3 separate regions of the Homo sapiens genome follow, and all the other regions are linked to region 1. A link is an interaction called in ENCODE POLR2A ChIA-PET data of the cell type or tissue named here. Cell type or tissue: OCI-LY7. All regions are shown on one strand. Links, peaks and the distances in the headings refer to the core of each region. The heading gives the core; the rest is flanking DNA.

The links. ChIA-PET counts read pairs that join two places held together with the same protein. Peaks named below come from ENCODE experiments on the same cell type or tissue, not always from the same donor. Only the 100,000 strongest peaks of a DNase experiment are listed, where the experiment ranks them.
Region 2: POLR2A ChIA-PET joins it to region 1 with 6 read pairs; 2 of 35 experiments call an interaction of 5 or more read pairs at or near these places.
Region 3: POLR2A ChIA-PET joins it to region 1 with 5 read pairs; 3 of 35 experiments call an interaction of 5 or more read pairs at or near these places.

Annotation. Positions count from the first base shown.
Region 1 is chr2:161,133,083-161,141,802 of GRCh38, forward strand. The region is part of intron 2 of TANK-AS1 (TANK antisense RNA 1); the gene reads right to left. It also overlaps a transcript of TANK not described here. Among named protein-coding and RNA genes, the nearest start is that of TANK-AS1, 23 kb to the right of the region's middle. RefSeq lists enhancers at 3,716-4,055, 8,359-8,418 and silencers at 6,660-6,829, 8,009-8,058, 8,069-8,168. In OCI-LY7, for the core only: no CTCF peak of the experiment used is centred there; a DNase peak (open chromatin) is centred at 3,789; H3K4me3 peaks cover 2,317 bases; H3K27ac peaks cover 2,153 bases.
Region 2 is chr2:161,209,885-161,217,294 of GRCh38, forward strand. All of the region lies in intron 4 of TANK (TRAF family member associated NFKB activator), which reads left to right. Among named protein-coding and RNA genes, the nearest start is that of LINC01806, 31 kb to the right of the region's middle. In OCI-LY7, for the core only: no CTCF peak of the experiment used is centred there; no DNase peak of the experiment used is centred there.
Region 3 is chr2:161,232,070-161,239,479 of GRCh38, forward strand. TANK (TRAF family member associated NFKB activator) reads left to right here. Exons shown (of 8, transcript NM_001199135.3): 8 at 3,273-4,161. The coding sequence ends at 3,449. All of the region lies in intron 3 of PSMD14-DT (PSMD14 divergent transcript), which reads right to left. Among named protein-coding and RNA genes, the nearest start is that of LINC01806, 9.0 kb to the right of the region's middle. RefSeq lists silencers at 2,048-2,117, 6,703-7,072, 7,163-7,232 and an enhancer at 6,315-6,871. In OCI-LY7, for the core only: no CTCF peak of the experiment used is centred there; no DNase peak of the experiment used is centred there.

The sequences.
Region 1 (8,720 bases), core at 2,672-5,171:
AGATCTCAACTCTACAAAAAAATTTAAAAAGAAAATTAGCTGGGAGTGGTGGTGCCCACCTGTAGTCCCAGCTACTCAGGAGGCTGAGGTGGGAGGATTGCTTGAGCCCAGAATTTCAAGGCTGCAGCGGGCTATGATTGTAACACTGCACTCCAGCCAGGAGCAACAGAGTGAGACCCTGTCTCAAAAAAAAAAAAAAAGAAAAGAAAAGAAAAAAGAAAAAGTAAAGATTATAAATAATCCCCTACAATGTTAAAAAGATAAGATTTTTACAATTATTTTACTAATAAAGCTATGGAAACAAGCAGAAAACCACAAGCTTAGTCTAAAAAAAATCAGAGTGGATTTATTGAGAATACGGAGAAGGGTATAAAATAAATTTTTAACCCTTGATCCTTTCACTTGTTTAATCCGTGGGTATCTAGGCATCTCTTCATGCGTAGCTCGAGCTCTGAGAACTGCCTCTCTGCCCACACAGCCAGAACTTTGTATGCATCACCACTCTTAACTTTGTCAATGAGCAGAGTTAAACGTTTGCACGTCTATCTCTTGCTTAAGAACATGAGCTCCTCAAGAGCAAAAAAACCATTTTAAGAACTTCTGCACCCAGCATGGAGCCTAACACATGGTAGATAATAAATGTTTATTGAATAAATACAGTTGATCCTTGAACAACATGAGTTTGAATTGTGTGGGTCCACTTACATGTGAATATATTTCAGTAAAAGTTAGACCAAGTGGGCCCACCTCCCCTGCCTCCCCTTTCACCTTCTCCTTCTCTTTGACTCCTCAAACCACTGATACAGCAAGACCTTCTCATCTTCCTCCTTCTCCTCAGCCTACTCAATGTGAAGACAACAAGGATGAAGACCTTCATGATGATCCACTTACACTTAATGAATAGCAAATATATTTTATCTTCCTTATGATTTTTAAATACATTTTCTTTCCTCTAGTTTATTGTTAGAATATAGTATATAACATATATACAAAATATTCATTAATCGATTTTATATTATAGGTAAGATGTATTAGTAGTTAAGTTTTGGAGGAGTCAAAAGTTATACGAGGGGGGTTGATGCAACTGTAACTGACCAAGCATGCTAACTAAATGTCCCTACAGGTATAAGGCCAATCATTAACTTAGGTAACAGCTTAAGTATATGAATTGTAAAGAGTAAGGACATTTTCCCTACACTACCCCTCTCCCTACATCCACTATATCCCTTTCATCCATTCAGTGTGACCAGAAGTTTCATTAAATGGGGATACCTTTAATTCCACCACTCGAACTAAAATGCAAATATCCCCTCTGGAGAAGCAAAACTTTGGCATAAATTTTTGTTGAGTTGCAAATAAGTCATATAGGTTACTCTGCCCAGTGCACCATTTATAGAGGCTGGGGTGGTCGTGGAAAAAGAGCATCTATCATCCCTGCAGGTCTCAATTCCCCTTAGCATCAGCCCTGCTGTGGCCACAGGCCAATAAAATCCTGAAGCATCAGCCCACCAGCAAGTAGAGCCTGGAAAACATGCTGTTTTCACAAATACTGTGCCTAGAGCATGAATTCGTCCTGTAGGTGTCCATGTGATCATCTGAACCAAGTTTCTCAATCAAACACCCACCCCATGCAGCCTGGCTACCTAACTAGCTACTTGGCCAGAGTCGCAGGCACCTGGGTCTCCCTCCGAAGGAGGGAACCTATTTCTAAATCCTAGTTAGCAATTAAGAGACCTGGCTTTCTTGCTCTCCACTTTCACTAAAAAAAAAATTTCCAGGATTCTTCTTAGGGAGGCCTTTCGACCAGACCTGCCCTGAGAATCCTGCTGCCCCCGGGCAGTGATGTCCGCATTCTTTGACTAGTAACTCCCCTCAGCCATTCTTCTCTCCCTGAATAGGAACCTGAGTTTTGCCTCCCACCCTCTAACTTGGGCTTGGAGCTGCTCATCCCACTCCTGCCCTGGTCATTATACCCTAACCCTTGCCAATCCTGGCTTAGTACCAGTTTGCTTCCTCCTCTGAAGGAATTTCTGCATTTTTGTCAGCCCTAGTCACTTGATTTACGACTCCAAGAGAAGGAAAAAGGTGGGGAGTAGGGAAATAGGAAAAGGAACTACTAGAGACGACAAAAATTAAAACTTCCATCTGCCTCACATATTTTGCCTAGTCTAGAACTGGTTAGTGGCATAGGTTTTAAATTTCATGTACTCAGAATTTCTTCAAAAAGCTTCTCTAACTGTAGCTTCTCTGTTTTGGCTGTAGGACCCTCTCTCAAACAATGCCCCACCAGATTGAGGCCAGCATACCCTGGAGTAGCCAGTTCTGCAGGATCCTGGGTGTCAGCCAAGCTCAAATGCCAAAGTAAATAGAGGAGGGAGGGGGCACAGGATGAAGAGACCAAAGAAAGGGGCATTTCCCAGTCTAGACAGGAGCGCTGCTTTTTTTAAAAGCTGTGTTTTTAAAACTCTGCTCATTCAAAACTGTAAATTCTTAAGAAGTAAGTTTTCCTTTCACTAGTGGCTATCTCACTTTTTTGTTGGTTTGTTTTGCTATATTTACAGCACGGGATAGGTTGGTTTTATTTTTCCATTGCACACAATAGCATTTAATATTTAGCATTTCATCAGTAAGATAGTTATAAAACCCATAGTTCCAAAAGAAATGTAATGCTTCATTGTATGTTAGATGAGTACGTAGAAGCCTTTAATCATAAGTTTATTCAGCATTTTAGATACTTTTGAAATTATTTTTTATAGAATAATTTCATCATAAGTAGCAATATCTCAGATTTATTTAACATATAATTTAAGAGAGGGCAGTGTTTCAAAGTGGAAAACAAACTAGACTAAGAATCAGAAGTTCTAAATTCTAGACCTTTTAATAACTGTTGAAGTTTAGGTAAAGCCTCAGACTTCTCATCTGTAAAATGCAGGAGCTGAAAAAGGAGACTGCTTAATTCAGTTTTTATCCAGCTCAGTAACTTTATATGCCAAGAGTGTAGTGCAGTAAAAAAAAGAAATGCACTTGGATTCAAAAGACTCACATTTTAATCTAAGCGCTGCTTCTAACTTTACTTGTGACATTGAGCATTTACCTTCTCCTGTTTCCCTCATCTGTAATAAAAAGGAAATGGAACAGATGTTGTCTAAGGACATTTCCAGCTCTAAAATTTTATATCAAAGAAAAATGTCTGTGGTGCACATGCTGTCTTCCGTTTGCATGTAAAATGTGATGTTTTGCTCTAAGCAACCTAAGAGAAATACATGTATTTGTAAAGCATTTCCCGAGTTTGCTGGAACACACTTTTATCCCACGAACAGTGAACCTTAAGTTCTCAAGGCAGAAAAGCTGTCTTAAGAGCCTTGTTTGCTTCACCTCTCTTCTGAGTACCTAAGCTCAGGCTCTGCAATTGAGCTTAAACCTTATTACTACAAAGCTTCTTCCAAGTGACTTCTGTAGGCCATAAAGACAACTATAATCAAATTTGGTTTTTACCTCCTGTTTATAAACATGCTTCTTAGGTCAAAAAGCGACTTCTTAAAGGTTAAAAAGCCACTTATCAAATAAACTGAACTTTTAAATTTTCTTACATAAAATGCTTAATCCAAAAGTATTTTTGTGTTTACAATTCCTGGGGTTTTTGTTGTTGTTGTTGTTGTTAAAATGCCTTAACTATTCACATAAAGTATCTTGCTTCAAAAGGAAGTCAGAGCTACAGTCACGAGTGGTTTACAGAATATTTTCTGATAGTCTTTGCTTCATTTCAGTATCGTGCCATGATTGGCTGTTGCTAGCTACAAATAAGGAAGTCTTCAAGTTGGGGGATTTCTCAGTGGAAGTTCCCACTTCAACATAAGGGAGAGCTCTGGACAGTTTGAGCAGCATTGTTAGAGCCTGTGGAAAACACTTTACAACTGTGTAACTGTCTTCATCTTTACAGAGGAATAGTCTACAAAGGAAGACTTGTAACCTGGAGAAGAGGTAATCTAATTTCAATAGTTCCTACTGATTCTTAACCTAGGAAAGGGGCCTGGATGTCTTAAACTGAAGTGTTGCAGATGTGTTACCCTCTTACTCTTGCTATGTGAGTAATTTATGACATGATTCAATAATGCCTTTGTAGTTAACGTCATAGTTAGAAATTTGGCCTTTAAAAAATGGCTGGACGTGGTGGGTCATGCCTATAATCCTAGCACTTTGGGAGGCCAAGGTAAGAGGATCACTTGAGCCCAGGAGTTTGAGGCCAGCCTGGGCAACATAGTGAGACCCCATCTCTATTTAATAAATAAATAAGTAAATAATGGGGTCCCTAGCCAAGACCAAGGAAAATTTTAAATTTTTTTTAATTTTCTTTCTAACTTTTAAGATAGAATTTATGTCTCTACCTCAATGATTTTTTTAAGTTTATATCTGGAATGAGAGCCTTCTCCAATGAATGATTTTTATAACATAATGTTGACATTATGCTGAAAGATATTTGGCTTAAGTTGTTCATAACTTACTAGGCTGAAAAGTAAATTAAAGTAAAAATGTATTCATACTTTTTTGGTTATATTTTTAAAAATCGATCCTGGCCTGATCCAGTGTGTCTATACAAACATTAACTCAAGGCTGGGCATGGTGGCTCACTCCTGTAATCCCAGCACTTTGGGAGGCTGAGGCCGGCAGATCACCTGAGATCAGTAGTTGGAGACCAGCCTGACCAACATGATGAAACCCCGTCTCTACTAAAAATACAAAAATTAGCCGGGCATGGTGGTACATGTCTGTAATCCCAGCTACTTAGGAGGCTGAGGCAGGAGAATCACTTGAACCCAGGAGGCAGAGGTTGCAATGAGCCAAGACAGCACTATTGCCTAGGCAACAAGAGCAAAACTCCGTCTCAAAAAAAAAATAATAATAATGATTAACTCAAGTTTAGTATTTTTCTCATCTCATAAAAAGCACATGATAGTGAATATTTCATTACACTAAAGTGTTAATCTTATAGACAATGCTGCATCTCCTTGGACCATTTAAACTTACACAGTTATAGTAAACTAGTCTTATTCTATTATCAATTAGCCCTCATATTTTCACAACCAAAAATGAACATTAAATACCATGTAATATTTCATTAAGTTATTTTCTTAAGAATAATCATAGGAAAAATGACAGCTCAAAAAGATTAAAAGTCAAGAATTATTATCACTATTGTTACATTATTATAATAGCTGTCATATTCAAGCTTGTAAGTGGCAGAACCAGGGCTTAAACATAAATTCATATCACCTCTTTATCCAGGGCTTTCTGTTACTACTGCCCTGCATTCTTATAATGTTAAAATAATATTTGAGAGATGTCATATCCCAAAAGATGGAGATTCTTATGATAGAAAAAGGAAGATGACTTGGCCATGTTCACGCAGCAACCAAGTCATTTTTAGAAGCTAGGTCTTTCTTCTCACTCACCCACTCCCATCTCTTCACTCCCTCCAGGATACACTTCCACATGCATACAGGTGGGCACACTAGTGTGCCTCCAAGCAGTTAGCTTCAGAGCCGGAAGAAGATGTGGGGTTGTATACCCAGTCTAACCTGCCTTCAGGTTCTGCCCAGCAGCCAACTGGGGACCTAGAGCAATGTCTAGTTACTTCTTTTAAACACTTATGACATTGAGTCATAGAGATAACTAACTAGATGATTAAAAATAAATAAAGCTCCCCTGAAAAAGTTCTGATTAGAATTTCATGAAACTTATGCACTAATTTGAGGAAAGTGATCATCCTTATAGCATAGAAACTTCCTGCCTGAATATTCTATTAATATGTCTTTAATGTATTAAGGCCTCAGTAGACATAGAAGTTCTTTATTTATCATTAAATGTATTCCAATATATTTTGTTTTGTCTTCTTGTGTGTGTAGTAAAGGTACTTGATAGGGATATTCTTTCCACTATATTTTCTAACTAATTATTGCTGGCTTCTTAATTTCACAAATTTATCTTTCATCTAGCAATTTTATTGATCCCTCATTTTTTCTAAATTACTTTAGGTAATTAACATGTGATGCCTAGACAGAAAAAAATACAATTATGTATTATCCCTTTTTTTCCTCACCACATTGGCCAGAATTTCTGGAACAGTGTTTAATAACAGAGAAGAGAGCAGTCAACCTTGTCTTGTTTCTGATCTCAGTGGGAATTTCCCTAGTGGTTAACATTAAGAATGAGGTTGGCTGTTGGTTTGAGATAAGTACATTTATCATAAAAACCAAATAATTGCCAAGTACCTTGTTTACTAGAGGCTTATTTAAATAAAAACAAAATAGAGACTTCATGTTAAACTGTACTCAATGTCTTTTTGATATCATTAGAGACAACTGTATGGTTTTTCTACTTCAAACTGTGTAGTGGTCTGCTGTTACACAAGAGAGTCATTGCATTTTTAAAAAGTCCATGTCATCAAATATTGTGATATGAAAATGATTGCTTTGGTAATAAAGGTAGATTTATAGTTATGAGCTATGATTTATTGTTGCTCCAATTAAAATAATAAATTGGTAGTTCAAAATAAACCAACCAAACCTACACGTTTCCTCTTTTTCTCTCCAATCCACATGCTTAGACACCTCTTCTCTATTATTTTGGCTTCATAATTCTGTTCCCAACTCAAACTAACAGAAAAAGAATGAAAACAATGTGACATAAGCCAAGTAACCCTATCCAGGCATAGCAGCCAAATAAACAAAGCAGCTATTCCTACGCTTTGTGCAAAAAGCCTTCTTCCTATTATGACAGTGCTAGCTGCAGACCGCAATTTAGTTACAACTGTGGTAAGCAAAATGTGTGTCCAAATTGATTAATCTTATATCCAACTTATATTAAGAAAATGTATGCTAAAGAGAAATGTTTGAAATTTGCTAAGAATTTTTAATATTCATATTCAAAACTAGAAGGTTAGTATTTTTGTTTTTATATTCATAAGTCTGTAAAAATTAGTCTATATTTTTATTTTCTAGAACATATCACTGATAGGTTTCAGTTTTAAAATGAGACTAGCTTAATAAAGTAAAATGATAAAAATACCAAAATGTTCCAAGTTCTAAAGAAAATTCAATAGGAGTTATCTGTTCCTTGAAATGTTTAAAGAAGAATCCATAATACTGTTGGGCCTTGGCATCCCCTTTTGAAAATAATTCTTTAAATGCTTACAATGTCTTCCATTGTTATTGATCTATTTGGGGTTTATGCTATTTTTCATGCAGCTTAGTTTACTTGCTTTTGCTTAGAAATTACTCTTTTTAAAAATTTTTCAAATATATTGGCATACATGGTATTCCCTTGAACTTTTTAAAATCATCTCCATAACTATGTGGATAACCCTTTTTCATGATGCATTTTGTCCATTTGTCTTTTCTTTTTTTTTCTGATTGGATGTCACAGAACTAATTTCTTGGATCTATTTCTTCTATAGTTAGCTCTTTGTAAAATTGTTTTTGCTTTATCTTTGTTAATATTTTCTCAATGCCTTTTTTAGACTATTTTAGTTTTCTAAGTTTGTGAGTTGAATTATTAGTTCATGTATTGTTATTCTTTCTTCTTTTATAATGAAAATATTTAAGGCTAGGAGTTTTTTAGTACTATTTTAACATCTTACAACTTCTGATACATTGCTTTCACATTTCACTGTCTTAAAGTTTTTAATTGAAGTTTTATTTCCTCTTTGATCAGATTTATTTAGGATAGTAAGGGTTTTTTTTTAATGAATAGTCTGTCTTTTTTAAAACCATTTTAGATTTAGAGAAAAATTCAGCGAACACTGCAGAGAATTCACATATACCACCCTTCCTACCCCCACCACTCACAGCATCCCCTATTATTAACAACTTGCATTAGTATGGCACATTTGTAACAATTTATGAACCAATATGGGTACATTATTATTAACTCAAGTCCATAGTTTATTCGGGTTTTCTTATTTTTTCCCTTTTTAAAATTGAGGTGAAATTCATATAACACAAAACTAATCATTTTAAAATGAACAATTCAGTGGCATTCAGTACACTGACAATGTTGTGTAAGCACCACCTCTATCTAGTTTCAAAACATTTTTACCACCTCAAAAGGAAACAGTGTACTATTAAGCAGTTGTTCTGCATTTCTGACTCCCCTCAGCCCCTGGCAACCACAAATCCGCATTCTGTCTCTGGATGCATATATTCTGAATGTTTCATATAAGTGAAACCAGACAGTGTGACTTTCTTTTTTATTATTATTTTACTTTAAGTTCTGGGATACAAGTGCAGAACATGTAGGTTTGTTACATACATATACGTGTGCCATGGTGTTTTGTTGCACCTATCAACCTGTCATCTAGGTTTTAAGTGCTGCATGCATTAGCTATTTATCCCTCCTTCCTCTTGCCCCTCAACCCTGACTGGCCCCAATGTATGTTGTTCCCCTCCCTGTGTCCATGTGTTCTCATTGTTCAACTCACACTTATGAGTTAGAACATGCGATGTTTGGTTTTCTGTTCCTGTGTTAGTTTGCTGAGGATGATGGCTTCCAGCTTCATCCATGACACTGCAAAGGACATGATCTCATTCTTTTTTATGGCTGCATAGTATTCCAGGTGTATAAGTACACATTTTCTTTATCCTGTCTATCACTGATGGGCATTTGGATTGGTTCCATGTCTTTGCTATTGTAAATAGTGCTGCACGAAACATATGTGTGCATGT
Region 2 (7,410 bases), core at 1,941-4,440, 76 kb after region 1:
AGTTATTTCAGATTCTAGGATCCAAAATATGAAGTGAACATGGTATGAGTTCACTAATTAAATAGAGTTTATGTGTTCTCATGTCTATATATTTCTAATTTGTTCTTTAAACATGTCTTTATTTTTCATCTGAGTTAATCAAAAACTCAAGTAAATGACGAGTGCAGTTACTGAAAGATGTCAGTTAAACAGTTTGCAGATTTCGAATATAGCTATCATTGTGATTAGATCAGCAGATATGGTGGCTTTGAGGAACAAGAAAGATTTTTTAGGTTTAGAATAGTATAAACAGTGATATAGCTGTGGAGCTGGCAATTGCAAGCAGTAAGATGTGCTGTACCTGACAACTTCAAGTAAATATAGAAGCTCTGACATATTTGAAGAAAGCTGTTGTCTAAAAAGTCATTTGTCAATCACTTACACAAGAAGTAGTTATTGAACTCCTATTTGCCAAGCCTTGCTAGTCATTAACAGAAATACAAAAAACAAAACACAGCAATAGCAATAGTATTGTAATAGACAACATCTATCCCCTTTAAGGATATAGTCTGGTTGGGGAAATGACAATATGGAGACCTACAGCAATTAGCAAGCATTATAAAATAATGTAAAGTCCTAATTATATAACAAAATGAAACCCCGTCTCTACTAAAAATACAAAAATTAGCCGGGCGTGGTGGCAGGCACCTGTAATCCCAGCCACTTGAGAGGCTGAAGCAGGAGAATTGCTTGAACCCGGGAGGCGGAGGTTGCAGTGAGCTGAGATCACGCCACTGCACTCCAGCCTAGGTGACAAGAGTGAAACTCCGTCTAAAAAAAAAAAAAAAAAAGAAATTCTAACTATAATTTTATGGCACAGATAAAACATTTAGGACCTTAATTTAAAAATTAAAATTCTCAGTGAGCTTAAGATAGGCTTGATCAAGGGCCCAAAGTTTAAGTTCAAATACAGAAAAGAAGACAAGTTCTTACTTGCCTTTATCTTGGTTATGTGTGCATAGATAAGTAAAGTTAAATTTTCTACAAGACTTTGATGGAAAAAGGATAATTTCTAGACAAGAGCCAGAATTATTCTAGGTCACTTGGGAGAGAATATTATGTATGTAAACTGAAAGCTAAAACTGAGGGTTTTGAATGAGCCATTTCATTTACCATAACCATTTTTAGTTGACATAATCATGGCTTCAGAGGAGAAAGTGCTTTCTACCTTTTTCTTAACTTTATTCTATAGACAGTCCTTCAGTGAGCGGCATTTACGCATGGTCTGCTTCTTCAATTATGTATAGCAGTTTTGGCAGGCAGTACATGAACTTGAACTCTGTTTTGCTTTCTGATCTTCTGTAGCTAATAAAATCCTAATCTCACAGGTCTAGGTCTTAGATGGCATTCCCATCCTTACACTGTTCATATCTTATATACACTGGACTTCAAGTGCAGTGCCCACTTAGGGATCTTCGTCTGAGTTTTGGGCCCCTGTAGCTTCTCTCAACACTCCAGACACTTTCTGTTGCAAGTCCCTTAATCCACATTTGTTTGTTAAGTTGCTGTATGTTGTCCAGGTACCTGGTTTTATATTCATTGTAAAAGCTTTAAAATGGTTTATAGGTAAATGATAAATATGTTTTTCATCATTTGAACAAAAGCTAAAAATTAGGCCGTTAGTCAACATATTTAGCTACTAAGTGATTTCTATGGAAAAGCCAAATCTCATTTACATCATCTAAACACATAGCACCTCTTCTAAAAGAGGAACTTGAAATAAATGTAATTGCATGTGTTTGTTACTCAACTTTTTAAAAATTTGCCCCTGAATTCCTTTAATGTTTAATCTTTTCTATCTTTTATCATACAGAAATGGTGATTATGCACACTGTACAATGGCACAGGCCAATGTAGGCTGGGGCTTAGAGAACTGGAGAAAAACGTGTTTGTGTGTAGTACCTCAGGTACTCCTTGCCTTGCAGTCCAAAGCAAATGTACCGCTTCTCCTGGTTTTCTTTCTAGAAACTGCATTATATATACCCTATTTTTATATATAATGCTTCTGTATTACTCCTCTGGAGACTAGCCTTTTTTATAGACTTTCTGGTAGAATGTTAATTAGAAAGGAAAATAACTATCTTCAACCAATTTATTCATTAAAAGTTCAGTTTTTTCCAAAGAGTCATAATACATAAACTTTTTTTTTTTTTTTGAGACAGGGTCTCATTCTGTCACCCATACTGGGGTGCAGTGACACCATCTCGGCTCACTGCAACCTCCACCTCCCAGGCTCAAGTGAATCTCCTGCCTCAGCCTCCCGAATAGCTGGGATTACATGCACACACCACCACACCTGGCTAATTTTTGTATTTTTAGTAGAGACGGGGTTTCACTATGTTGGCCAGGCTAGTCTCAAATGCCTGACCTGAAATGATCCACCTGCCTCGGCCTCCCATAGTGCTAGGATTACAGGTGTGTGCCACTGTGCCTGGCTGATACACAAACTCTTAAGAAAACAAATATTGATATCCAAAACATTTTAATAATTACATTGAAATTTTCTATTGCAGAAACTGTGTTTCCAATCTAAATTATTAATTAATCCTAACCCTTTCCTGCTCTGGGTTTGTGTTTTTGAATTCAGTACATCATCTTACAGTTTTTGCTTTTGTTAAAATACTGGAAATAATTTTGAGGAAGAAAAGAAAATAAGAAGTGATATGTCACCTTCTAAATTGTCTTTCCTAACTTAGAAGCAAATTCGAATGTCTCTAGTATGGCTTTTCTCTCCTTATTTCCCCTATCATCCCTTTTCTCACACTTCTCTTTATTTAAAACTTGTCTTCAAAGCACACAGAATAGAGTCGATAAGAGTCTATCCAGCCCTGATTTCTCTTGGCCAAGGAATGAAAGGCTGTTCTCTAAACCTTGATAGGTAAGGAATAGCCCCCTGTCCACCTCCATCTTAGTCTGTATTGCTGTAAAGGAATACCTGAGGCTGGGGATTTATAAAGAAAAAAGGTTTATTTGGCTCATGATTTTGATATCTGTAAAAGTTCAAGATTGGACATTGACATCTGGCAAGGGCCACAGGCTGCTTCCACTCATGGCCGAAGGCAAAGAGGAGCCAGCATTGCAAAGATCCCATGATGAGAGAGGAAGCAAGAGAGAGAGGGGAGGTGGCAGACTCTTTTTAACAACCAGTTTTCTCAGGGGCTAAAAGAGTAAGAACTCACTCACCTGCCATCCTTACCCCCACAGCCCCCAGGATTTCTCTATTCATGAGGGATCTGCCCCCATGACCCAGACCCCTCCCATTAGGCCCCACCTCCAACATTGGGGATCAAATTTTAAAATCAGAGTTGGAGGCGACAAGTATCCAAACTATAGCACCCACAAACCATCTAGTTTATCTTATTATTATAACCTGTCATCCTAAAAGTTCTCAAAATCTGGCTGGGCGCAGTGGCTCACGCCTGTAATCTCAACATTTTGGGAGGCCAAGGTGGGTGGATCACTTGAGGTCAGGAGTTTGAGACCAACCTGGCCAACGTGATGAAACCCTGTCTCTACTAAGAATACAAAAATTAGCCAGGCATGATGGTGGGTGCTTGTAATCCCAGCTACTCTGGAGGCTGAGGCAGGAGAATCGCTTGAACCTAGGAGATGGAGGTTGCATGAGCCAAGATCACACCACTGCACTCCAGCCTGGGCAAGCGTGAGACTTTGTCTCAAAAAAAAAAAAAAAAGAAAATTTCTCTAAATCTGTTTTGAAGGTTTTTTTTTTTTTCAGTGTTATGAAATGCTTCTACATTCAACCTGCTGTTATTTTTTTTTTTTTTGGTTGAATTGTATGATGAAAATTCAGCCTCAAATAGATATTGTATTTGAAAAGGGGAAGAGTATTTTAATAGCTTTTTTAGCGATTGTGGATAGTCTTTGATACTGCACTAAAACTTGGTAGTGTCTTAAAATGTTAGCTGCAATATGGAATCTGAAAGCGTATCAATGAACTTTTCTGCTACATTAAAAGCTGTTGGTCTATCTTGTACTTTGAGTATGTCTTTTACTAATGTATGATTCTGTAACATCATGAATCAATCATTTGGAAAATATTGGTTCACTAAGTTATGTAGATCTTGCAAATGTTGACCTATTATATAATATTTTTAAATCACATTTAACATCATCACTGATTGCATCAGAAAAATCTTTCAAGTATTGGGCATCTGTCAAGCTTACTGTGACAGGTACAGGTCTTCCAAAATTTTAATTTTCACTTGAAAGCTCAAATTTTATCATTGGCAACAAATCTTGTCTGTTGCTTTCCTTAACATGACAGGCTAACTTCATTTGCTTTTGAGAAAATGTCTGAATAACCATAGCTTGTGTGTCAGTCATTCTTTCAAGCAAAAATGGCATTCCATTAGAAAAGTAACCAGTTTACTTGCAACTCAAATAGTTGCACAAGTACTTTTCCCCAAGACAATAATTGTACTTCAGTATGCAGCAGAAGTCCTTTTGTGTATACTTCCCATTTTGTCACACAAAATATTAAAAATATGTTGAGATCAAGTTTCAATAAAAGTAATCACTTTTACTGCCTTATTAAGGACATTCTTAGTTGAAACTGCCTTTTTTTGCTGGTTTTTTTTTTTTAACTGAGTGTGTGACATTAAAGAATACAGTGACAACAGTTTGATATGGCCTTAGTCATACTCGGGCACCAGCAGTTTTATTCATTGTTTTTGCATCATCAGTCTAAATGCCAACACAGTAAAAAATGCAAATATTAATAATATCTTAATTGTGACAATAGTTGATTTCAATTATGTCAGGCTCTGGGATTTCATTTTATTCTACTTACAAGCTAATAAGTTAGTTACTGTTTCATGGGTGGGTACTGGAGGAAAACAGAAAAGTGAATCAGAGAAAAAGGACTTTATTATTTACAGTAAAGTTAGTAGCGAAGAACATCTTATTTTCATTGGTCCTGCCTAGGAGGTAACACAGACACAGATGATGCTTATACATGCAATGGTTACATTAAAGGAGAGGCATATTGAGCTTGGGGAACCCACCATTTTATAGCAGGCAGTAAGCATGCCTGCTCTTTGTCCAAGAGGGAGACATTACCTAGTCTTTCAAATTTGCTCTGCAAACACAAGCCTAAGAAAAGGCTCCGGTAAAGAACAGTGAGATTCTTGTATTCCTGACATGAACAGCAAAAATGTGCCAGGATGCTCAGGGGCCATGGCAGATTACCTCTCCCAACAGTGGATCCCTTGAAAGGCTCTTGGGACCTTTAAGGATCCTGGACCATATTTTGAGAACCACTGGTTTAACCAGATTATAATTTCCTGTTAGAAAAAAATCATATTGCCTTTTTCTTAGTAAGTTACTTTTCATCCTCCTGAAAAAATGTCATGTTCTAAGAATATTCCAGCATCTCCTCAGGAACCTTTATTTGTACATGGAGGTCCTAATGCTTCCTCATCAGTTCTTTTCACATACATTGGATAATCAATTGTCTTATATCTTCATACTTTAAATCGTGATGCTTGTAAATTAATCTATATTAAGTCTAGAGCAGACTCTGAATTTTGACTCTAATTTGTTAAAAGATAGTTTGATAGTAGATACCTGCATTTTCTAGTATGTTCCATAAAACCCTAGGACTATGAAGTGCTGCATACTAGGTACTCTGTTTTTTTAATTTTTAAAGGCGCAAGACTGTATCTGGGATCTGAAATCAATACTAAGAAAACCACTTAGCTTTGTTTAAGTACAGGATCTTCAGCTAACACTCTTCCCAGTATTGTATTTTAACATCCTCTAACTGGATTCTTAGTTCCTTCTAAGATACTGCTAGATTTTGAGGGTAGAGGAGGGGGAAGAGTCACCTAATTTTTCATTTGCACCTATACACTCTGAGCTTCTCTGCTGCTTGGTTAAGCAGTGTCTTGCTATGTTACGAAAGCTGATTTATTTCCTGAAAGATTTTTTTTCTTTGCCAGTTAGTCATCTTTCTATATACTTATGCTCTAAGCTATATATCTTAGAATCCTAATAAAACTATTGTATAGCAGTTTCCACACATTCTGCATTGTCATTAACCTGTGGTTTTTGTCTCCCTCCCTGATAAGTCCCTTTTGGAAACAAATAATTCTAAGACGAGCATCTTTTATTGTCTCTTTCCTGTTATGTTTGTCAATAGTAGTGTGATTTTTGCATTTAAGCTTAGTTTCCTCTAAGTAATTCCATATTTAATGGATTTACTCATTGTTATTTCTGCTCCTAATTTCTCTTGACTATTTAACATTAAAGACAGCATGTTTCCCTCTACATTTTATCTTAATAATATTATAGGGAGCCACTGACTTGTCTGTATTCTCTAGAAGTTACATCTGGACCGTATGTCTGCTAGACGGCCAAATGGCCACAGTGAATCTCCTTGCTTTCCTTCTTGCTTCTGCTAATTGAACATTCTCTCCTGCTTTCTCTTTTTTACCTGTGCTGCAGCCTGAGACTCCTCACTTCTGTCCTCAGCTCTTGCTTCTCATCTTATCCTGAGCCGTAAGCATAAAGTGATAATTTTTTGATAAAGCTGAATCTAAAACTCTTCTTCCTACTTTTTTTCTTTTTGATAAATGTTCATTCCCCTTTGACATGAAGAATATACTAGGTCTTGGTAGTTTATTTTTTACTAAGTTCTTTCTTGGCCAAAAAAAAAAAAAAAAAGTTGGTGAGGCCCCCAGTTGGGAATTTTATTACTCAGGAAAGGCCTAACCTCAGTTTCTTGAGGGTTTCTCCTGCCCTAAGATTTTTTGATGCTAACAGAAAAGAAGACAAGTTCTTATTTGCCTTTATCTTGGTTATGTGTGCATAGATACGTAAAGTTAAATTTTCTACAAGATGTTAATGGAAAAAGGATAATTTCTAGACAAGAGCCACAATTATTCTAGGTCACTTGGGAGAACATTATGTAAACTGAAAGCTAAAACTGAGAGTTTTGAATGAGCCATTTCATTTACCATAACCGTTTTTAGGTGATATAATCATGGCTTCAGAGGAGAAAGTGCTTCCTATCTTTTTCTTACTTTATAGACGGAATGCTGCTGTAAACATTTGTATACAGGTTTCTGTGTGAACATAAATTTTGAAGTGCCCAGGAGTGCATTCATTGGGTCATATAGTACTTACATGTTTGGAGTTTTTTTGTTTGTTTATTTTAAGAAACAGACAAAATGTTTTCTAGAGTGGTGAAGGGTATTGGTAGTTTTGTTTTTACAGGCAGTGAACTTGATTAGCTCAGGGTAAGTGTCACTCCTATGGAGAGGGGCAGCTCCAATCTCCATTCAATCCTTAGAGCTTTAGCTGCAAAGCTTTTAGCCTCGCACAACCTGGAGACTGCCAGAGACTTGGGCT
Region 3 (7,410 bases), core at 1,941-4,440, 98 kb after region 1:
TGGTTTTGGTTGCTAATCTGGAAATGAACATGTAGCCTAGTATATTTTTTAAATAGTCTCTGCATGTGTATGATATCAAATATTTTATTTAATGTTTCTAAAGCTCACAGACTAATATCCCCCAAACCACTCCTGCCCTCCCTTTTAGATTCAAATTCTATCACAGAATGATTCTTTTAGTTAAAAAAAAGTTTAATGTCTGAAAGCAAATGAAAACTATATAATTTTTACAAAAAACAGAAGCTTATGAAAATACAGATTGATGTAAATGTCTATGTAACTTGCAAACATTTGTCTGATTTCTCTTTGCCTTGAGATATTTAATTTTTTTAAAAAAGTTATTAATACCCTTTTGCTTTAAGTACACATATAGGTTATAGACTTAAATCAGCACGCAAAGAAGGCAGTTGTCAAGCTGTGGTATATTTTAGTAGTGGGAAGAACTAGGCATGGCTGACAATAAGTTTTAATTATAACCTCACTTATGTTCTTGTTCATTGTACTTTATTTCACATCATAGTCTCAGTTATAGTTGCTACTAAATGAAACAAATTAAACAATTTCATTTATTGCAAGTAGAATTCCTGTGGAGCTGTGAAGTGCATCAGTTCTAATGCTTGTTACTTTTTTCTCTATTATATGTCTTGCTTGTTCTTTTACTAGTCTGTGCATTCATGTTTCAGTAGATGGCACCCTGCATTGTACATTTGCTTTCTATACTACAGCAAGGGAAACAGCTGGTATGTGATTACAACTTGATGGAAAAGTATTCAGCTTAAAAAATTCAGGAGAATTAGTGTTGAGTTGTCACAAGACATGGGGCATAAGGTTAGATAATTGATATTTTGGCAGAAAAAGCAAAGAAATTAGTTTGTTTTGAAGACCATGTTACAGTTTAGGATGGAAAGAATATTTCTTAAAATGAGTTTTTTAAAAAAAACCTTTTAAGCTATTTTATTAGTATTAATAAAGCTAGTATTATGCAAGCTAGTATAAGTACAAAGCTAGTATAAGTACAAAATTCCTGAGTTGGGCCAGGTACGGTGGTTCATGCCTATAATCCCAGCACTTTGGGAGGCTGAGGCAGGAGGATTGATTAAGCCTAGGAATTTGAGACCAGCCTGGGCAACATAGTAAGACCTTGTCTCTACAAATACGTATAGTTATATAGATATATGTAGCTGGGTGTGGTGGCTTGTGCCTGTGGCCTCCAGCTACTTGGGAAGCTGAGGTGGGAGGATTGCTTGAGCTAGGTAGTTCGAGGTTGCAGTGAGCTGTGATGGTGCCATCACACTCCAGCCTGGGTGACAGAGCAAGACCCTGTCTCAAAATAATAATAATAATTTTTTTTTTAAAAAAATCCTGAGTTGTTTGTAGATAGTAGCAAAGACAAGTGAAATTTTTGGCTACATATTTCAAAATTTTACTTTCTATCAATCATTACTACTAAACATCTATTTTATATATTCAGCTATCATAACCAAGACTAAAGTATATCAGATTATTATTGTTCTATGTGATTTTCTTTTTTACTTTGCTGAGTCAGTGAGTGGGATCCCAACTAAATTCTATGAAGAGATCAAATCTGAACTAAAAGTTCTTAATAGAGAAAAATGAATATGGATTTAATAGGTAAATTGGGAGTAGAAGATTGGCTTACCAAATTTAGAAGCTAAATTGCTTCTGATTTAATTTCTTACTATTTTATATAAATAAGAATTATCTTTAATAATCTTTTATTTTTGGCCATATCAATTTCCCATTACAGTGATTTGTACTTTTTTGTTTAAACTGAAAACATTAAAATTAGAATCAAGTTAACTCTAACTAGATTTTTGTTTGTATGCTCACAATTTTTACTACTTTTATCAAAGAAGTTTTTCCAGAGAGTTATTTTACCCTAAATTTTATAACATTTATTTTAAATATTACTATTTTTGTAATAAAATTGACATTTCTTATGAAAGGAATTGAGTCAGCATTATTATAAGTCCTCCATACTGATATTTGAATGTGTCTGGGTGCCTAGACAGACGTTGTATATTTACACCAATTGTACACAGCTGTCCAGTAAACTGTTCATAAGAAGACAGTGATGTCGTGAAATCCAAGTGCTTCCATTAGTAATATACTGTTTATGTAAATGATTGGTTAACCAGAATGAAAGAAGTTAGGGGAAATAACAGTAACACTTGTCAGGTGCTAGACTAGGATGTGTGACTTTAAAAACATATTAGTAATAGGAGGATAAGGGGTCTCTTTAAATTTGACTTTATGAGATGATTCTTCTTAAAATATCAGAATTTAGCTGTGTCAGAGGAATTTACCTGTGTCCACATAAGAAATTTTAAAAAATAATTTGGTTTACACAATTCAGGAAAATATTTTCCAGTTAACAGACATCTATTGTGTAGCTATTATTAAGCTAAATGCTATTTCTTGTCCTTCTAGAAATTTAAAAAAAAGAATAAATGCAGTTATGAAAGGGTATTTATGTGCTGGTTATAGTGGAGGTGGTTCTGTTAGATTATGACTTTCCATAATTCTTTAACCAGGCAACTATTGACGAGTTTCACTTTATTCAGCCACAAGAATGAGTAAGGCCAAACTACCTATTATATAACAGAAGCAAAGTAAGAAGTCAAAACACTGCATGTGTTAGATTTTGTTGAATGATTAAATATTTGTGTTTTTAAAAACAAAAGATAACATCAGTGAAATTTGTTCAGTAGTTTAAAAGGAAAATTTTCTTTTTAAAAATCAAAATAATGCTGATTCATGTATGATGTATTCACTGTATTTGCTTATAAACAGTAGTGAAATTGATTTTGATTAAGACGCAATGCACACACACATCATGTCTTGTGTACTATGTAATTAATAAAGCCCCTATAATTTAAGGTTTTTATTGTAAAAAACAAAAGATAGAATTTAATTTAAAAGACCAGAGTATTAGCTATTGTTCCAAAACTACTGCTGTTGTGATCGAGTATTAAAAATTGCATGCTAAAGCTGCAATCTTTTTAAATATATAAAGATAAAATGCATGACTGTGTGTGTCCCAAGTGACTTTTAATCAAAGTTTAGTTGTGCCCTTTATGAAACCACGAATTGAGTCATGTCATGCTAACTTTACGGAAAAGTAATTTGCTTTTATATTAGGGAATTCAATATATATGCCCATGCGTAACTCATTCAGAAATTCAAATTTGAAGTCCAGTGCTATTTGAATTTAAACATAAGTAACAGATATTTTTGTTTGTTTCCTGCAGCCCATTTGGAAGCCCTTTCCTAATCAAGACAGTGACTCGGTGGTACTAAGTGGCACAGACTCAGAACTGCATATACCTCGAGTATGTGAATTCTGTCAAGCAGTTTTCCCACCATCCATTACATCCAGGGGGGATTTCCTTCGGCATCTTAATTCACACTTCAATGGAGAGACTTAAGACACATTTGAAAACAGACATATCAAGTTCTATGTGATGATTTTGGGTTTTTAATACTATAAATACTTGATTGTAAACTAAATTCAAGATCATTTATAGGAAAATCTAGTTTCACAGCTATTTGAATTTTTTTCTGGATTTACTATATAACTCTTATTTTTTAAAAGATCATTCTGTTCTTTCAAGGAGAAATAAGCCTAAAAGAAGAAAAACAAAAAAAATTCTGTATAAAACTGTAATCCTTTGTATTCATGTTTACAGTGCTATTACTATAATTCAAAATTATGTATGTGACTTAGAGTTATATAATCATAATTTATGTTTATTTCAAATATCTAAGTTTATTGCTTGGATTTCTAGTGAGAGCTGTTGAATTTGGTGATGTCAAATGTTTCTAGGGTTTTTTTAGTTTGTTTTTATTGAAAAATTTAATTATTTATGCTATAGGTGATATTCTCTTTGAATAAACCTATAATAGAAAATAGCAGACAACATAAACATCTTTGTAAATATCAAACCTAATACATTTCTTGTCCAGTGATAAAACAACTGGTAGAATTATTTAAACACTTTAGATTTTTAAATAATATACATGGCTTTAATTTTTACTGTGTGTATAGCTACATGATGAAATTAATTAAATATTAAGAGGTACTTATGTTGTGATCATTTGTATGTCCTTTGTTCCTGAGTAAAAAAAAAAAAAAAAAAAGGGAAGGAAGGAATCACATTTTTAGGGAAGTTTATAAAATTCATGTTTTCATTTCAGTAACCTAATAGAATGGTGATGACCAGATTTGGTGGCATTTATTACAATTAGTGAATCACTTTGAATTTTAGAATTATTCTTCAAACTAAACTTTCTAAAGAAACATTTGTTTTTAACGGGAGAAAATCTAAAACCCTGCAAGGACTATCTATATTTGTTAACTTAGATTAGAAATGTTCATATTCTTGTTGAGAAATTTGTTATTCATTGTTAGCAGCCTGATTGATGGCCACTGAAGACATTTGAGAGAGTGGATACCAAATTCAGACGGCTGCAAAATTTGTTTAAAATGAGACTTCCCTTTCATTTTTATTCCCTATGATTCTCGCCTTATAGGTTTCTGTTTTCCCCTGATTCTTAAAAGTGTTTAAGGCATGGCTTCCATTTTATGAAGTAAGCATTGATTTGCAACTCTCAGAAATTTAAGCCTTCTTGAAGCAAGTGCTTTAAACTAGAGGGTGTGGGATGGGGGAATTTGAGCAGGCCTCTGTGCCACAGTGAAGAACCTTAACTTGTGGAAGAATGAGAGTGGTGCCTCGACTTCTCCTGGTGCCAAGCACATCATATTGACATGTTCCTCACCAGGGTGACAGTAATTATTAGGTATTCACTGCGAAGGGTTCTGAGGTATGTACATCTTTCTTTCATTGCCACTAGGGCTGAATGGAAATGCCTAGACAATTATCCAAGTTTCTTCCCTTCCCCCCACTTCCCGCCCACCCAGCCTCCCTTCTCCGCGCGCGCGCACACACACACACACACACACACACACACACACACACACACACAAAATTAAAAATAAAAACTTCCCAGCGTGTACCAGCCAGAATATACCACTGTACCTATCTGGTGAAAGGGGATTCTTTTTTTCCCCTGTCCTTTTCTAGATGGGAAGACTTTCTCTCAACACAGTTGACATCTACTAGCTTGCTGACAACCAGAGGAAACTCCGTGTCCCAGAAGGTGACTCAAATTAAAGTGTACCATTGACCTTCCTCCCCAGCCCATCCTTTCCCCGCCCCCACCACTTTTAGCAGGACTAGCAAACTCGGTTTTCTTCTGGATTCCAGCGGCACCCTAAGCTCCACGTGGTGAGGGACATAGACCCTTTGGGGCCACAGGAAAGGCAGCCTGGAGAGCAGCCCCCTGCCCTGCTCTACAGAGGGAGCGCGGGTCACCGCTCTAAAGGTGGAGTGGGCACCCGCCAGGTCTCTCCCTCTGTCTCATGACTGAGTCGTGCAGGGTCTGGCTTTTGGCATCTGCTAAGCGTGGCCGGGTAAGAACAGCTCCCAGGTAAAAAAGCTGCACACGCGAAACGCCGAGTCTGAAAAAACCACCCCCGCCGAGGCGAGGCAGTTGTGAGCGGGATGCCTGAGAAGTGGGAGGTGAATGTCCTCGGGAGGGCCCCCCCGGTGCAGCTTTCCCCGGAGGCTGAGGCTGCTGCCAGCGGGGACATCTGCTTTCTTACACTCCAGCCTGGCTCACCCCGCCCCCTCAGCCCCGGGTTGCGTGGTTATTTTACCAACACGGGGGGAGGGAGAGCTCGAGGAGGTAGAAAAGGGGTGGATAGAAGCTTAGAAGATTTTCTTCCCACTCCCCCCACGTCCCCTCCTTTCGTCACATCTTTTAACCTTCAAGGTAAAGACTTAAGGAAACAATAAGCGTGTCCGCTGGCTCGCAGGCCCGCCGGGGTTCTCGGGCGCGGGGCCTTGCCCCTCTCCATCCTCCCTGAGTCCTTCCCCGAGTCGGGCCGTGCTTCGGCGGTTCGGCTGGGCGCAGGGGCCGGCCGGGCGCGCCCAGCCTGTGGCGCCTCCTCTCCCGGGCTGCTGCCTCGACAGCTGCTTGTAGCTACAGTAATTAGACTGTCAGTGCTTGTTAGAGGAGAGAGGGGAAAACACGCTTCTGACAGCAGATTCCAAGACTCCCCAGTTTGTTAATTTCTAAGAGATCTTTAAAGCATTAATTGAGGTCTCCCCAACTCTCCCCTCCCGTCCCTCTCTGCAACTCCTCCCTTCCCAAAAATATCTTTAGGAGAAGCGAGTTCTCTCGGCGTGGAAGCAGTGTTTCCCGCAAAACTGCCAGCCCGCCCCCCGCTCACGCACAGACACCCAATTTCCCATATACAGATAAATGCACACATGTATACGCGAAAGGTTAACTCGGCGGAGGACTCGCCCAAATAAGCACCGGGATTGCATTTAAAATAATAATAATAAATAAATAAATAAACTAGGAAGGAAAGCGGGGGGAGGGAAGCAGAAGTCGGGAAGAAAAGAGAAAAGCAGCAGGCTGATTACGAGGTGTCAAAACTGCCAGGAGCAAGAAGGTGATAGCAATCAGGGGTGAGAAGAGTGCGGCATTCGTGCGGGGCAACTAATTATCCGTCTCATTTGAGAAGAGCAGCATTTGAGGCAGCAGCGTTCGCCTGCTGAACGGTGACAGATTGGCGCGGAGGAGAGGGGAGGTGTTAAAACAATGGAGCCGGGCGCGCGAGCGCTGCTGCATGCTAATCAGCCCTCCCTCCGCCTGCCTGCCGCGCTCCCTCCTTCCTCCCGGCCTCCCTCCTCCGCGCTCCCTCCTCCCGCCTGCGGCGCTCCCTCCTTTCCAGCGGGCCCCGCGCCGCCGCCGCCACCCGCTTCCTGCTCCCTCGCTTTCCCGCGCGTCCTTCCCGCCGCTGGCGAGTGGAACCCAGCCACCGCCACCGAGTCCCTAGCGGGCCAGGAGCCCCCGCGCGGCCCCCAGCGCCGGCCCGGTGGAGTGCAGCCCCGCGCGGGCTCGCCCGAGGGCTCGGCCTGCGCCGCGCGCCCACTCCCCGGGGCGGTGGGGCGAGGACCCGCGCTCCGGGATCCACGTACTGGGGAAGCGGCCGAAGAGCCTGCGTTCTCACGCCCACTCGCTGTCTGGTGAATCGACCGCGTCGGCCAGCGAGCGCGACTGGGAGTCCAGGCGAATTCAGAAAGGGCTAGGGCCAGCCAGGGGTGAAAAGAGTGACAGGGCCACAAAGGCCAAGAAGGGCTCCAGGACTGAGCGCAGATCTCCTGCCCTGCCCGAGCGTGGCCGCCACCCCGAGGCCTCCAGCCGCCCCCAACCCGCCCTGCAGTGGCCGCGCCCCGCTGGCCTGCGGCGAGTCGGCGAGGTCAGCGCCCCCCGCCACGCCTCGCGCGCTGCGGCTCTTAGACCCCTGGAGCCCCT